Regions from separate parts of the Homo sapiens genome. Here region 1 is linked to region 2. Evidence: chromatin loops called from intact Hi-C (ENCODE). Cell type or tissue: heart right ventricle. All regions are shown on one strand.

Evidence for each region. Hi-C counts contacts between places; a loop is a spot of excess contacts. Peaks named below come from ENCODE experiments on the same cell type or tissue, not always from the same donor. Only the 100,000 strongest peaks of a DNase experiment are listed, where the experiment ranks them.
Region 1: it touches region 2 in a loop (2.5-fold over the local background); 7 of 110 quality-filtered maps call a loop at or near these places.

The regions. Positions count from the first base shown.
Region 1 is chr12:94,750,126-94,758,125 of GRCh38, forward strand. No RefSeq gene overlaps it. Among named protein-coding and RNA genes, the nearest start is that of MIR492, 80 kb to the right of the region's middle. In heart right ventricle, a CTCF peak has its summit at 4,724; a DNase peak (open chromatin) is centred at 3,482; H3K27me3 peaks cover 288 bases.
Region 2 is chr12:94,557,524-94,565,523 of GRCh38, forward strand. It overlaps MIR5700 (microRNA 5700), which reads left to right and starts at 4,266; the gene lies at 4,266-4,336. RefSeq lists enhancers at 3,268-3,894, 3,694-3,803, 5,844-5,913. In heart right ventricle, no CTCF peak of the experiment used is centred here; a DNase peak (open chromatin) is centred at 4,731.

The sequences.
Region 1 (8,000 bases), 190 kb after region 2:
TTCCTCCAATCACCTGACCTAAAGTGGCTCTCACGTCTTCCCTGACCTTCGTATCATCCTATGTGATTTTCTTCATAGCACTGAAATGGTCTTGCTCAATGACAAGCATCCATGTTGATTGTCAAGTTCCCCCAGCAGAATGTACCCTCAACCTGAGCAGAAACCTCACTCTGTATCCTCAGCATCTAGAACAGTGCTCGGTCCGTACTGAATGCACAGACTGACAATTTCCTAACCTCTAACCAGACACACACTCAGAGATGATCATGGAAAGCAAAGGATGAACTAACTGCTCCGGGGCCTTGGGAAGTCTGCAGCTCCTGAAACCACACTTCAGAGAGCAGTAGAGAGTCCAGTGTCCCTAGGCAGCTGCCACTTCTCCTTCCCTGACTCATCAACTCCCACTCCACTGAAGTGGAGGGTCCAGGGGAGGGAGGGCCCAGCATCTAGGGCTGGCCATCTCCAAAGGGATGAGAGGGGTTACTGTCACATGGGGCTCTTCACACTTATTTCTGGTATTTTGCTCTTATCAGTATTTCAAATATTTTAATTTTTTCTTATGAAGATTTTCAAACAAACAAGGTAAAGGGAATGGTACAATGAACTAATGTATCCATCACCCTTCTTATTTCATCTCTTCTCTTACACTGTGTATGTGTACTGGAGCATTTTAAAGCAAAAATCAGACACATTAACAAAATGTTTAACTGTTCCTGTGTGCTGAGACTGCCTTCAGAGCCCTGGAATTGCACAGTACACATGCTAAGAGCACCAAGGGGTCAAGGTTTCTTGCTGATGCTCAATCTAATGGCAGCTTGCTGCTTTCTTCTCGTTGACATGCACAAAAAGGTAGATTTCCAACTAACTGCTTAAGAAAACATTCGGAGCAAACAAAGCCTTTGATCCCTGTGGAAAGCTTAGAAGATGCCAGGCAATTCTGCAAAAGCACTAGACGCTAAGCAGTAATAAACCAGGTCAAACGGACATGTCTGCCTGACACCCAGTTGTTTTGGTTGTCTCTTCTCCAGTTACTTAATTTCCCTGCTTACTGCCTTCTAGATCCCGGAAGGTGCCATGTTCACCAACTGGTACTGCCTTTTCCTTCTTCTCACGTGAACAAAATGAAAGTATTAATTAGAGGTGTCTCTGAGAACAAGTGAGGGAGCAAGTGTTTTTATGTAGCCATGGAGGGATGGGTCTTGGGAGAGTCAGAGCGGCTGGGCTCTCTGAAAGATGACCCAGTCAGTAATGGACACGCAGACACAACTGATCCCTGCTGGCTCAAGCATGGTGCCTGGAACAGGGCAAGCCTGAAATGAACTAAGGAATTAATGAATCAAATGAGTGAATCGGAATTGAAGAGGCTGGGGGATCAGCAGAACTCTGGATCCTGATCTCCCAGGCAACGCACTGTAAACAATGAGCAACTAAAACAAAACTTACAAAATAAGACATTAAAATACATTTTAAAATCTATCACCTTAACAGAAGAGTTACTTTCCTTCTTCCGTGTAAGTCTCTGTCATTTGAGGATTAGTTTTTATGCAGCTGCAATCTTGATACACGGGCAGTTTTATAAACACTCTTCCTCACTTAACACAGCAAACACGACCTGTGTTGTTAGTCTTCCTCAGAATTATTTTAAATGGCTGCATGTTTGCAGGTGTGCCAACACAGCCTAGCTTAAGTTACTTGTCTGCACTATTCCTTTCCTTTCCTTTTTTTTTTTTTTTTTTAAGACAGTCTTGCTCTGTCGCCCAGGCTGGAGTGCAGTGGTACGATCTTGGCTCACCACAACCTCTACCTCCCAGGTTCAAGCGATTCTCCTGCCTCAGCCTCCCTAGTAGCTGGGATTACAGGTACCTGCCACCAAGCCTGGCTAATTTTTGTATTTTTAGTAGAGACGGAGTTTCACCATGTTGACCAGGCTGGTCTCGAACTCCTGACCTCATGTGATCCATCCACCTCAGCCTCCCAAAGTGCTGGGATTACAGGCATGAGCCACCGCACCCGGCCTTCCTTTCCTTTTTCTTTGCACATTCATCTCCTTTTTTTTAGGGGTTAAAAGAAACTTTCCCCTGGCCTCATCTCCCACTCCCTCTTGCTGCGAGGCACCCGAACCATGAGCGCTCCCTCCCTCGAGGCATCAGCACATGCTGTTCCTTCTACATGCAACACTCTCTCAAAGTCCATTCGTTTGCCTAACCTATTCCTACCCACATTTCAGGGATCGGATTGTCACCCCAGGAAGCCTGCCCTGACCTTCGTAGATGCTTTAACATCCTGTACTTCAAGGGTGATGGTGCTCATCGTGGTCTGTAATTGCTTGTCTTAGGATCTGTTTGTCCCACCAGATTGTGAGCAGGACCTATTTTTTTGGAGCCTTATTAGCTAGGTGATCATGGTGAGCCTCAGTTTCCTCACCTGTAAAAGAGGATAGTCATGCACTCTTTCCCACCCACCAAAAAGGATGCTAAGGAGATCACACCAGGCAGTACTGTGAAGATTTTCTGTGCAGCATAAAGAAAATGATTTCAAATTCTATATCTGCCACCTAATCCTAAGGAACGAAAGGCAGTCACATCATCTTAACCCTTTGAGGCTCACAGTCAAATGATAGCTAACATTTATGAATATTTATGGACACTGTACTAGACAGTTTATATGCACTTCTCATTTTATCCTCATTACAAATGAATGGGACAGAATCTAGTATTATCCTCACTTTCCAGAGGCTCAGAAGACTAAATAGATTTCCCAAGTCTACACTGTTTCAGAATATGCTGCTGAGCACCCAGTGCAAGCCTCTTCCCATAAAAAAAATGCCCATACATACATCCACACAAAATAGTGCATACAATTTCCAAGTTCATGAGGCCCCTGAAGCCAAACTTCTTTTGATCCCTATTCTAGGCCTTGCATGCAGTAAAGTGAATTCTCCAGAGAAGCTCAAAGATTTATACACCCCACAGGGCTGGGAGGTTATGGGAATAAACTGTGTCAGCAAAAATTCTGGAGAAAACCTTGTAGCCTAGGAATGAGTTGTAAATCTTGAGGTCTCACTAGACACAGTTTCCTTGGCAACTTAAGTCACTGGGCTGACTGAAGACTCTTGGCCCAAGTAAGAGCCACATGGCATGAATCCTGTATTCTGATAAGCCAGGTGCTGGGAGAAGCTGGTAGTACTGCCAAACTACAGCCACCACCACCGACAGCCAGATACTTACTGGTATAGGCAGTTGCTGAAGATACTCACTGCTTGATGTACTTCATATACCGGAGAAACAACAGCTAAATGGAACATACGAGGCCTAAAGGAGCCAACGTGGGAGCAGGAATTGGAATTGATCAAACCATCTGGCCTGAGACTGTGCTAATCTCAGAATGGCTTTGGATGCAGTGAGGCATCACTGTGGGTGTGAAAGGTGTGTCTCACACTGAGCAGAGTGAGAGCCAACACTTGGGTCAGAGGGAATGGCGCAACACCACCCTCTGCAGAGGATTCCGTGGGATTGTGCCATGAGCCAAATAAGCAATGAAAACGTGAAAAGCAAACCGGTGAGCCAGGCTGCATTTTTCATTGTGGCACTGTGTGGGCAAAGCCTTGGAGACCACCTGGGAATGGGATAAGATGAGCCAAAATGGTTTCCATGGCGAATGCTCCCAAAATCAAGAAACAAAGGCTTGGGGAGAGTGTGGTGTCCAGAAAAGCTGCCTGCTGAGCAGTGCAAGCTGTGACGGTCCTCACACGGAAGATGATGGAAGCCAGCAACTCTCCAGATCCCTTAGAAGAGGAGAAACGGGATGCAGCTGAAGAGACTGGTTGGGGTGAGGGTAAGGGAGAGCAGAGAGAACTCCCCACCCCTGAGAACTGTCAAGCTTGGAACTAAGCTACCAAGGGGACACACACAGGAATGGTGCCACAGCAGCCCCTAAATGTCGGGGAGGCAGGCATTTTGGTGGAAACAAAGTTTATTTTGCTTTTTAAACAAAAGAGGTGATAAGGGTCCTCTCTCAAACATATTTTTTTGATGGTCCACAAGTTAAACTACCGCCAGTGCAAAACAGGAGAAAATTATGGGTCCACAATCCTTTATCTGCAATTCTGAAATCCAAAACGTTCTGAAAACAGAAATTTTTTTCCTAAGTGTGTGCAAATCATTTGGAAGCAAAATCTGACCTGAAATGACATGAAGTTATCATAATCTTTACTTATCCCCATCTAATATGAATATGTCTTACTGAAGACACATTAACATGTCTCATTGCAAAGTGCTAACCCCAAGTCCCACTGGAGGCGTTAGATAAGGTGTAATAAGCAAAGAATTTCCTCCAAAACTTGGGGTAGGCAAAATTGTGGACACACATCTCCTTTTCTACAGGTCAGTAAAAACAAAAGAAATGTTTGACCACCTGGAACAGAATGAATGTAATAAAAAAAGGAACCTACCAGATCTCTTTAGCCTCCAGGTCGGAGGATGGCTTTGGGGCAATCGATGATATAGGTGTCCTCATGGGGTCCATGAACCAGACTACCCTTCTGTTTCTAATTCTAAATTATAATTTACATATTGTGTTTAGTTCTATTAGACTCTAGCTTTGCACCCATATAAATCCAAAGCAACTCCAGATTTTTCATTCATGCAGTGAAATCTGGGAGACTCTCTACTGGGATGAAAATGAAAATATTTAATAGGTAATACTGTCATTGGCTCTCCTGCTCCCCCTCCAGGAGAATATGAACTGGTAAACTTGATCTCTTTCATTTCTAGAGATCTATGATTTTAGAGGGGGAGAATAAAACAAAGTTAAATGAAGATGATGTGTTTTCTTGGAGATCTGAATAGTGTTTTCTTGATGAACAAGAGAAAGGACTCCAGATTTCCCATCAAATGATCCACTTTTCCTGTTCCATAATAGAAGGCCCATTTGGCAGGTTAAAGGATAAGAAAGGAAGATTTAAAAGGGAGTACACAATGGAATACTACTCAGCCATAAAAAAGAATGAATTAATGGCATTTCCAGCAACCTGGATGGGACTGGAAACTATGATTCTAAGTGAAATAATTCAGGAATGGAAAACCAAATATTGGATGTTCTCACTCATAAGTGGGAGCTAAGCTATGAGGATGCAAAGGCATAATAAAGACAAAATGGACTTTGTGGACTCAGGAGGAAAGGGTGGGAAGGGGGTGAGGGATAAAAGACTACAAATGGGGTGCAGTATATACTGCTTGGGTGATGGGTGCACCAGCATCTCATTAATCACCACTAAAAAACCACCTGTTCCCCAATAACCTATGGAAATACAAAATTTTAAAAATAAAATAAAAGGGAGTACAGATGGCTTTTAGCCAAAAAGACCTGGATTCAAAGCCAGACACTACCACTTAATAGCTGTGTAACCTTGGAAAGTTTACTTCACTGTGGCTGAATATCATCTGCAACCTAGAGAAAAACAATATTTTCTTCATAGGGTTTTTACGAGGATTAAATGGCATGTAAAACATACCTAATACATGGTAGGCACTCAATATATGGTAGCTATTATTATGGCTGTTGCTAGATTCGGGAGTTGAACAGTGCCTGGCTTCACTTCTTATTTCACCAGATTGCCTGGCTCAGCAAATGCAGGGGATATTGACTTCATGAGCACAGAAACAGTGGATAATAAACACACATAGCAACAAATCACATCGGTAAACCAATCTACCTCAGCTAATAACTGCTTTCCAGGCTCCTGCATTTGCTTTGTTAGAGGAACTAAATAGTTCCTAATGGCTATGGAACGAAATCATTTAGAAGAGGGTGAATTTCATCAGCTTTAGAGTTTCTGTTGAGGGCAGTGTAGGAGACTGTGCAAAGCCACCTCTTTTTAAAGAAAGCTAAGCAAAAATAATCCATAAATCATGTGAGTACCTATTACAGGTGCTTATGTAACTTACCATGTTTTCTAAGGAGAGGCTTATTTCCCATTCATTGAGGTGACATTTACTGAGCATGTCCAATGTACCAGCTACCATATTAAGTGCTAGAACACAAAAATAAAAAGACATAGGCCGAGCACAGTGGCTCACACCTGTAATCCCACTTTGGGAGGCCAAGGTGGAAGGATGGCTTGCGCCCAGGAATTTGAGACCAGCCTGGGCAACAGAGCAAGATCCCATCTCTACAAAAAAATTATTTTTAATTTAGCTTAATTTTTAAATGCATAGTGGTGCATACCTGTAGTCCTGGCTGCACAGGAGGCTGAGACAGGAGGATCACTGGAGCCCCAAAGTTGGAGGCTGCAGTGAACCGTGACTGCACCATTGCACTCCAGCCTGGGTTACAGTGAGACCCTGTCTCTTAAGAAATAAAATAAAAATAGAAAATCAAAAAGACATGAGCCCTTCTCTCCAGGAACCCAGGCCTGTGGGCGAGTATGTATGTGTTTTTTATGGTCCATGCTGGAAGTGGTAATGAGAGAGGGGTGCACAGGATGATACAGGGTGACTATCCAAAATAGACACTTCCCTAATGTAAGATAGTTCCACGACGCTGGAATTATATACAGTGAACACGTGTTACTTTTAAAACTAGGAACAAAAAAATGTAAAAGGAGAAACAAAGAACTCAAAGTCCAGTGGTGGAAACAGATTATATAACAAATATTCAAATAGTGGGATGAGTACCAAAATTCAAGGACATCAGAGTGTTTTGGGGGGAGTATTCTTCCTTTAGAAGAAAGGAAGGGCATTCCATACTGCCTGGGGGTAAAGATGACAAGGCAGGTTTCCTTAAGAAGGTGACACTCAAGCTGAGACCTTGAGACTGAATGATTTGCCGGTAGGAGTGTGTAAGTACAGTTTCTCTAGAGGGCAATCCAGCAATATTTATTAGTATTTAAAATGTGCATACTCCTTGAACCAGATGTTCCTCTTCTGGTATTTCAGCTGACAGGAATGCCAGAAAACATATCAAAAGATCTCTGTAAAAAAGATGTTTATCACGTCAATGTAATAATAAAACACTGGAAATAACTTAAATGTGCATCAATAGGACATTGTTTAAATAAGCTATGGTGTAGCCATATGCTAGAACAATAGAGTCATGAAAAAAATAAAATTTATATATAGCATATTAAGTTTTAAAAGGTAAGTTACAGAATAATGTATCCTTGTTTTTGTAGAAATAATTTTACATATTTTTTACACATAAAAACGTTTGCATATAAACAGAAAAAGCCTGAGAAGATAAACAACAAACCATTAACACTTAAGGCATATCAGACCTGGTGGGGTAGGGGTGGGGAGAAGCAATTTCATTTTCTTATTTACTCTGTATTCACATTTTTTACAATGAGGATATCTTCCTTTTATATTTAAAAAATAATATTTTTTGGCTGGGCGCGGTGGCTCATGCCTGTAATCCCAGCACTTTGGGAGACCGAGGTGGGTGGATCACAAGGTCAGGAGTTCGAGACCAGCCTGGCCAACATGGTGAAACCCCGTCTCTACTAAAAATACAAAAAAATTAGCCGGGCGTGGTGGCGGGCGCCTGTAATCCCAGGTACTTGGGAGACTGAGGCAGGAGAATCATTTGAACGCAGGAGGCGGAGGTTGCAGTGAGCTGAGATCACGCCACTGCACTCCAGCCTGGGCGACAGGGCAAGACTCCATCTCAAATAATAATAATAATAACCTTTTTTTAAAAAAAAAAGTATACTAATTGGAAAGTTATGGGTACAAAACGACTGAGGTTTTAGAGAAGGCATCTGCTCAAAACAGCTTAGCACCGCTGGAATACAAGAGCCACATGAGTTCAGGAGACAGGACTGAAGGAAGACTTTGAAGAAGAAACAAATGTGGGGTGTTTCAACTAGGAGAGAAGGTGTTTCAACTTGAAGTGAAGGGAGTAAGAGCTGTGGGGCAGTGTGAGCAAACAGTAAAAGTACAAGAACTGAAGGATGGTGTTCAAAGATACGGGACACTGCAGAGAAAGGGGCTTCAGGAATTCTC
Region 2 (8,000 bases):
GCTATTGTAAATGGAATTTTCTTAATTTCTGTTTCAGATAATTTGCTGTTAGTGTACAGAAACACTGCTAATTGTATAGTGTTCTCATAAATCACTGAAATCCCAGAAATTCTGCTAATTCAGGATCCCAAAGGCATGCCACAGATTGTTTCATGTCCCTGGAAGTGACTTGATGGTTTGGCATCAGACAGAGGAGGGTTTGATTTCCAATTCTACCATTTCTGTACCATTTCTCACCCTTTCAGCACCATTGCCTCTTGTTCCTTCATGTGTCAAGTAAGAAGATGACAGTAGCTTCTTCTTAGGGCTGCAGTGTAGATGAAGTGAGATAATATGTAAAGCCCCTTAGCCCTCTGCCTGGAAAATGACATATTCCATGAAGAGGAACTTGTTCCCTTTATCATTTAGAAGTTCTTTGTAAGTCATATTTCCCTGTTTTGACTCCAGAAATGTGGTCATAATTTCAATAAAAGTGGAAAGTACCTAAAGTCAGCCTGGGCTGGGCTCTGAGGTGTGCTCTTTTTTTAGCCAGGGTGGACTTCAGACTCCAGCAAATTTTATGAGATTAGCTTTATAGCCCAGAGTTCCTCCTAGTGTGGGGTGAGGAGAGAATGGGAAGGGCATGGTGAGGTAAAGGTCAGTATCAGGGAAACTGAAGTCAAAGAAAGCTGTTCAGAAGTGGCAGCATTCTAGTTAGATATCTTTATCCCTTTGCATCGGGGGGGTTTTTGGAAGGTTGTAGTAAACCCAACCATAATCAACACTATTTATTGAACACCAGCTGTCTAGGTACGGCAGATAAGAAAAAGACACACTCCCAGTCCACCAAGTGCTCACAATCTAGGGGCAAAGGAAAATAGCCCCAGTAGATATCTTTTTTTTTTTTTTTTCTTTTTGAGATGGAGTCTCACAGTGTTGTCCAGGCTGGAGTGCAGTGGCACCATCCCAGCTCACTGCAACCTCTGTCTCCCAGGTTCAAGCGATTCTCCTGCCTCAGCCTCAAGAGTAGCTTGGATTATAGGTGCCTGCCACCACACCTGGCTAATTTTTTTTTTAAATAGAGATGGGGTTTCACCATGTTGGCCAGGTTGATCTCAAACTCCTGACCTCAAGTGATCCACTCGCCTTGGCCTCCCAAAGTGCTAGGATTACAGGTGTGAGCCACTGTGCCCAGCCAGATATTTCATTCTCACAGTACCTGGGCTGCTTTGCTCATTGCATTGATTAAACACCACCTACATATGTGCCTGACACTTGGCAAGGTCCTGTGGGAGGACGAGATGAGTGAAAGAGCAAGGGCATGCTCTGGTCACAAGGAACTCACTGTTTACTTCAGGAGCAGACATAAAAGAAACACTTCTCAATAACTAGGAAAAAGGTATTTAGACAGCATTTCTTTACAGAATACAGAGTCAGGAGGAGAAGAACATGAGGGCTTTGCAGAGCTGACATCTGAAAGGGTCTTGAAGGAGAAGAAATGTGATTGCAGGCAGAGGAGGTGTTTGTGTGTCACCTAAGGGCATGAAATAGCAAGGTGGGCTCAGGGCTTGAGGCGTAGAGCATGCAATGGGGGTGGGGGGTGGGAGATGAGGCTGGGGCATTGCATGGACTTCAGTACACTGGGAACCTAGTGGGCTTCACTCAGAAATTCAGACACGACCCTCTGGGCAAGAGAAGCCACTGAAAATTTTAAGAAGTGGAATAAGATGATCTGATTTGCATTTTAGATCACACAGGTAGTTTACATGGTGGATGCATTGGGTATGGGCAAAACTGAAGACCCGGGACCACATAGGAGACTGTTACAACTCTCCTGGGGGGAAATAATGGTGCCCTGAACCAAGGTAGGAAAGAGTAAGGTGGACAAGTTTTGGGTGTCTTTAGAAGGTAGAGTTTGACACGATTAGATGGCACTGGTTAGAAAGAGGGGGAATGGCTTTAAGATTTCTAGCTTGGGTGGGTGAATAAATGGATGGTGTTGGTGCCTTTATGGAATGAGGTAGTGTAGATAGAGCAGATTTGAAGTAAGGGCAAAAAAATGAGGTTGGTTTTATATTTTGAGGTGCTCTAAGGATGTCTATGTAGAGATGAAGGGGAAATAGAAATATGGTCTGTGGCTCAGAAAAGAGGCAGGTACTCACTACATAGAGGCAGTGGAATTAGTCTTAGAGATGATGGCTGAATCACGGGGAGTCTGTGCAAAGGGGGTGAGATGGAGATAATGCAGCCAAAGAAGACTAGAGGGTGGTCAAGAGGTGGCAAGAGAACCAGAGAGCGGCATCAAGGAAATACCCAACAGGCTGGGCGCAGTGACTCACGCCTGTAATCCCAGCACTTTGGGAGGCTGAGGTGGACAGATCACTTGAGGTCAGGAGTTCAAGACCAGCCTGGCCAACATGGCAAAACCCCATCTCTACTAAAAATACAGAAATTAGCGGGGCGTGGTGGCGCGCCTATAATCCCAGCCACTTGGGAGGCTGAGGCAGGAGAATTGTTTGAACCAGGGAGGCAGAGGCTGCAGTGAGCCCCACTGTACTCCAGCCTGGGTGACAGAGTTAGACTCCATCAAAAAAAAAAAAAAAAAGAGAGAGAAAGAAAGAGAGAAAGAGGGAGGGAGAGAGAGAGACAGAGAGAGAGAGAGACAGAGAGAAAGAAAGAAAGAGAGAGAAAGAAAGAAAGAAAGAAAGAAAGAAAGAAAGAAAGAAAGAAAGAAAGAAAGAAAGAAGAGAGAGAGAAAGAAAAAGAGAGAGAGAAAGAAAGGGAGAAAAGAAAGAAGATATCCAAGGGAAGCAAAATGTTTCAGATGGGAGGGAGCACCGCAAAGGGAAATGACTAGAAGTTTAGTAAAAACACAGGCTGTGAAGCATGCACCAGAAGTGCAAATGGGTCCTCGGTGACCCCATTGAGAGAAGTTTTAGGGGAGTGCTGGGGGCTGACACTAGTTTTTAGTGGATTAAGAAATCCTGGGAGAGAGGAGTAGAGACTATTCTTTTAAGAAACGTGATAGTGACAGGGAAGAGAAGGAATAGTGAGCTGAGGAAATGCAGGATCATAAAAGTGGGTTTAGGACAGCAGCAGCTGGACATCTGTGTATGCTGAAATGAACCCACTGGAAAACAGGTGCTGATGAAGGAGGTGCCGGCTCTCAGAAGAGGCAGGAGGCCCAGGTGGGAGTCTGTCTTGGACAGAGGCCTGGAGTGGTATGAAGGAGGGGTGAGCCGAGGGGAGAGCTGAGGCCTGATGAAGTGGGGACCCTAGCCCTCTGCAGAAGGGAAGCTATTCGGCAAGGGGGTGCCAGGGAAGGCAGCGGCTTCCTCAGCACTTGCTGCGGGAAGAAACACTGAAGTCCCAGGCTTCCAGGTAATGCTGTTTTCATCAGCAGAGCCCCGCTGGCCTGAGCTGGAATTCTGACTGAGCAGGTGACATGGGCAAGGGCCGGGGGTGAGGCACAGAGTCTGCTGCGGAAGCATCTGCGGGGTGCAGTAGCCAGTAGAGGCGGCCCCGTGTATGCCTCGGGGCTGGGCGTCCCGCAGAGGGGGTTACTCACTGCTGACTCAGCCCCAGGTGCTCATTTGCATGTTACTCATTTCAAGCCAAAAACACTGGAGCAGGAGTACAGGAGCATCTCATCCCCTTTCCAAACAGAACCACCCCAGGTCTTCCCAGCGCTCCTGCTGCTGTGCCGAGTCTCTCTGACCCAGAAATATTTCTACTTTGGAAGAGTCTACTAAGCTGTGCTGTATAGCTATCTGTGAAATTGAGCTGAAAAATTCAAAGAAACACTCAGAAAATTCATTTTCTCTGTAAGGATATCAAGGTAAGTTTAACATGCCAAGAGCCTGGGCCTTCCCCCTTCCAAATATTATCTTATTTTCACCTGACTTCTCCCCCACCAGAATGTAACCTCCAAGAGGATAGTAACATTGTTTTGTACTCTGTGCCCAGAACAGTGCACGGCATGTAGCAGGTGCTCAATAAATGGATTAAATTCTGTAATCCCAGCACTTTGGGAGGCCGAGGTGGGCAGATCACTTGAGGCCAGGAGTTTGAGACCAGCCTGGCCAACGTGGTGCAACCTCGTCTTTATTAAAAATACAAAAAATTAGCCGGGCATGGTGGTGCCTGCCTGTGGTCCCAGCTACTCAGGAGGCTGAGGCAGGAGAATAGCTTGAACCTGGGAGGCGGAGGTTGCATGAGCAGAGATTGTGCCACTGCACTCCAGCCTGGGCAACAGAGCGAGACTCTGTCTCACATAAATAAACTAATTAATTAATGCATTAAATTATTGAAGGCCCTTGGGCACCCCAGGCCTTCAATAATTTAATGCATTTATTGAGCATCTACGATCTCATCTAACCCCTATAATCCTAGGCAGTTAACAGTTTAGGAAGGGGAGATTCTCAGAGGTGAAACACCACCCCTCCCATCCCCTCATCCTCATTTAATCAAATTGCCAGTAAGGGGAAAGCCCCCGAGTTTCGAGCTGGGCTTCCCACATGTCATGGAGTTCAGAAATGCCTCTATCAGTTTATCAGGTGCTCACTCCTGTGAAACTGATTCATGCTAACGGATTCACTCTGACAAGAATATCCCCGAGAAGAGAAAGCGAATGTAGTGATTTACATTCAAGCATATACAGCTGCCAAGGAGCTGAAACGTTCTGCCCTGTCGGACAGCTCAGTCTGTCCCCAGTAGAAAGAGTTCACTGAGGCTGCCAAGCAGTCGCCAGCTTGGCTTGGAGCCTGCACAGAGTCGATAGCCTCAGGGAGGCCATGAACAAGCTCTGTGAACCAGAAACCCAGAAGACCGAGTGCAGCTGGCCAGGCAGGATCCCCGCCTGCTCTAGGGACACAGCTGCCACTCTCCAGCTCACCCAGAGAGCCAGCCACCGGCCCCCTGCAACCCTCTACCTTCTCTTTTGAGAATGATTGCTTATTGACTGAATGGGTCACCTCCATTCCCTCTCATTCATGGTTTCCATGGACTTTCCTTTTTCTTTTCTTTTTTTTTTTTTTTTTTTGAGACAGAGTCTCACTCTGTTGCCCAGGCTGGAGTGTAGTGGCGTGATCTTGGCTCACTGCAACCTCTTCCTCCCGGGTTCAAGCGATTCCCCCGCCTCAGCCTCTGGAGTAGCTGGGAATACAGGTGCGCGCCACCATGCCCAGTAATTTTTTGTTGTTGTTGTATATTTATTAGAGATGGAGTTTCATCATGTTGGCCAGGCTGGTCTCGAACTCCTGACCTCAAGTGATCCACCCGCCTCGGCCTCCCAAAGTGTTGGGATTACAGGCGTGAGCCACTGTGCCCGGCCTCCATGGATTTTCTTAGTCAATTGTTTGTTGTTGACAAGGCATAGCAGGAAGTCACCTTGCAATTCTGACCATGTTTGGGGACAGCCACCTTTCTGAATCCAAGCATGTCTTTGGGTCTCTGCTTGCTTAAGCCACTGTGTGTGGGGATGTATAAACTTCTACCTGTGGCCTAAGTTTTGGGGTCTTACAGTTCACTGTTCCCGGGAGCTACAAGACCTGGGCATCAAAACACAGAATAAATATGATGAAGGAAGAGAATTCAAAACCACTTTGGGAGGAAACCCCTGGTAGAAGGCTAGGCTAGCACTGTTGCTTGTGACATTGACAGTCCAAGAATCAGAGAAGGATCCAGGCCTCCAAGAGCTTCTTTGGCAAATGGGGTCCCTTACTGCTAGTACAGACCAGAAAGTACATGACTTTATTTTATTTCTACTACTCAGTGGCTTATTTTAAAGCACAACGGGAAAAAAAAAAAAAAGGAAAAGAGAAAAAAAGAAATCCAATTCTCAATGCCTAAGCCAGAGCGGAGTAACCACCAACAAAACAGCTGTTAACATGGCTGACGCATGTTCCTGTTAACTGCTTTAGTCAAGTTAAAGGCCTGGCAAGGGAGAGATTCTGGCTGGCTTAGCAAGGAGAGAGATTTCTGAGGTAGCCACCACAGATGGTAGCAGATGTCACGCAGCCTCAGAGCAGAAGCCACCAGAGACTTCACTGTCTTGGAGCTGAGCAAAAAAGCTGAGAAACACTCAGCCACGTCAACAGCCAATTACACACCTCAAGAATCTCAGGAAGCCAGGGAGTGTGTAAAAGTTTCTATAATTAATTGCTTTCCATTCTCTTTATCCACAAATCTGTCAGCTCATGGCTCTTCAAAAATCAAGGATGCTAGCTTCAGGTATCTCTGCCCTCACCTTGTATGGCCAGCAGCATGAAGATGGAAATGCACAATTTGTAACCACATTATTGATTGCTATAGTCCTAGGATTAAAAGTGATCCCTGACTGACAAGAAGCCAGTTGTTCAATTCCTTCTATTATAGTGTAGGGTAGCGGTCACCCGTAAAGGCTAGAGTCACACAAGCTTGGGGATCCCCCAGTACCTGCTGCCTGATGCTGCTCACTATTTTCCCTCTCTGAACCTCAGTTTCTTCATCTACGAAGCAGAAATAATAGTGCCTGTCTTGTTGGGTGTTGGAATGATTATATTTGATAGTGCAAGTAAAGCACCTGGCACAGTACATTGTACACAGTAAATGTCAAAGAATGCCAGGTATCATCCCAAATCTATGAATGCCCAGAAAGGTGCTGTTTGGTATTGCCATGTTCCTTACATGACCCACAAATTTCTACATCTCATAATCATACCTATTTAGAAAATAACTCTGTATGTGGGGCTGCAGATATTCATAGATTTAATTGCAAATTTTAAAAGGCTATTATTGTTATTAAGACTTTAAGTTACTTTGTCAAATGGTGACTATGGACCTCCTCAAATGTACAAGATAACTTCTTTTTTTTTTAATTCTTTTTTTTTTTTTTTTTTTTTTGAGATGGCAGGGGGGTTCTCACTATGTTGCCTAGGCTGGTCTTGAACTCCTGGGCTCAAGCAATCCTCCCACCTTGGCCTCCCAAAGTGCTGGGATTACAGGCATGAGCCACAGCACCCGGCCCAAAATAATTTCTTACATTAGAAATCCGGTGGGGCATGGCTGCTCATGCCTGTAATCCCAAAACTTTGGGAGGCCAAGGTGGGAGAATCACTTGAGCCCAGGAGTTCAAGACCAGCCTGCACAACAAAGTGAGATCCTGTCTATACAAAAAATAAAATAATTAGCTGGGTATGGTAGCACTCGCCTGTAGTCCCAGCTATTTGGGAGGCTGAGGCGGGAGGATCACTTGAGCCTGGGAGATGAAGGCTGCAATGAGCTATAATGGCACCACTGCACTCCAACCTGGGTAACAAAATGAGACCCTGTCTCAAAAAAGAAAAAATCCATACATTACTCAAAACTGGTAAATACTGCTTTATTCTATAGCACTATGCTTAATGAAGCTTGAAACCAACTAACATAACTTTTCCCCATTTCTTTTTTTTTTTTTTTTTTTTTTTCAGGGAAACACAGAATTGGTAAGGTGTTTTCCCTAATGCAACATTTAGGAATATGCTGGGCTGGACACATATTTCATTCAATCACTTCCATTGTCTGTATTCATCCTCAGACATCAAATGACAAAAGTGTGCAAAATAACAGTTGTTCCCCATAAGATTTCCAAATATTCAGCTATGCTCCATTTTCCAGGGCACAGAATGGGCTACTGTAGTTAAGAATTTTTCTATCATCTGAGAGTTCTAGTTAGTCTGTCTGTACAGGGTGAGTGACCAAAGTAGAAAACTGGTCAGGACATGAAGTGAAGAGGGCTAAAAAGGCAAGATGAGAAAAACAGAGTCGTGAATTCTTCACCAGCCAAGACCTCACGAAAGGCTCGTGTGTCTGGGCTTCCATCCCACCCGCTGATAGAGGCAGTCCCCTCTCAGCCGCGGCGCTGCTTCTGTGGTTTCAGTTACCCGCAGCCCACCAAGATCCAAATATAGCAAATGAAAAATTCCAGAAATAGGCCGGGCGCAGTGGCTCATGCCTGTAATCCCAGCACTTTGGGAGGCCAAGTCGGGTGGATCACCTGAGGT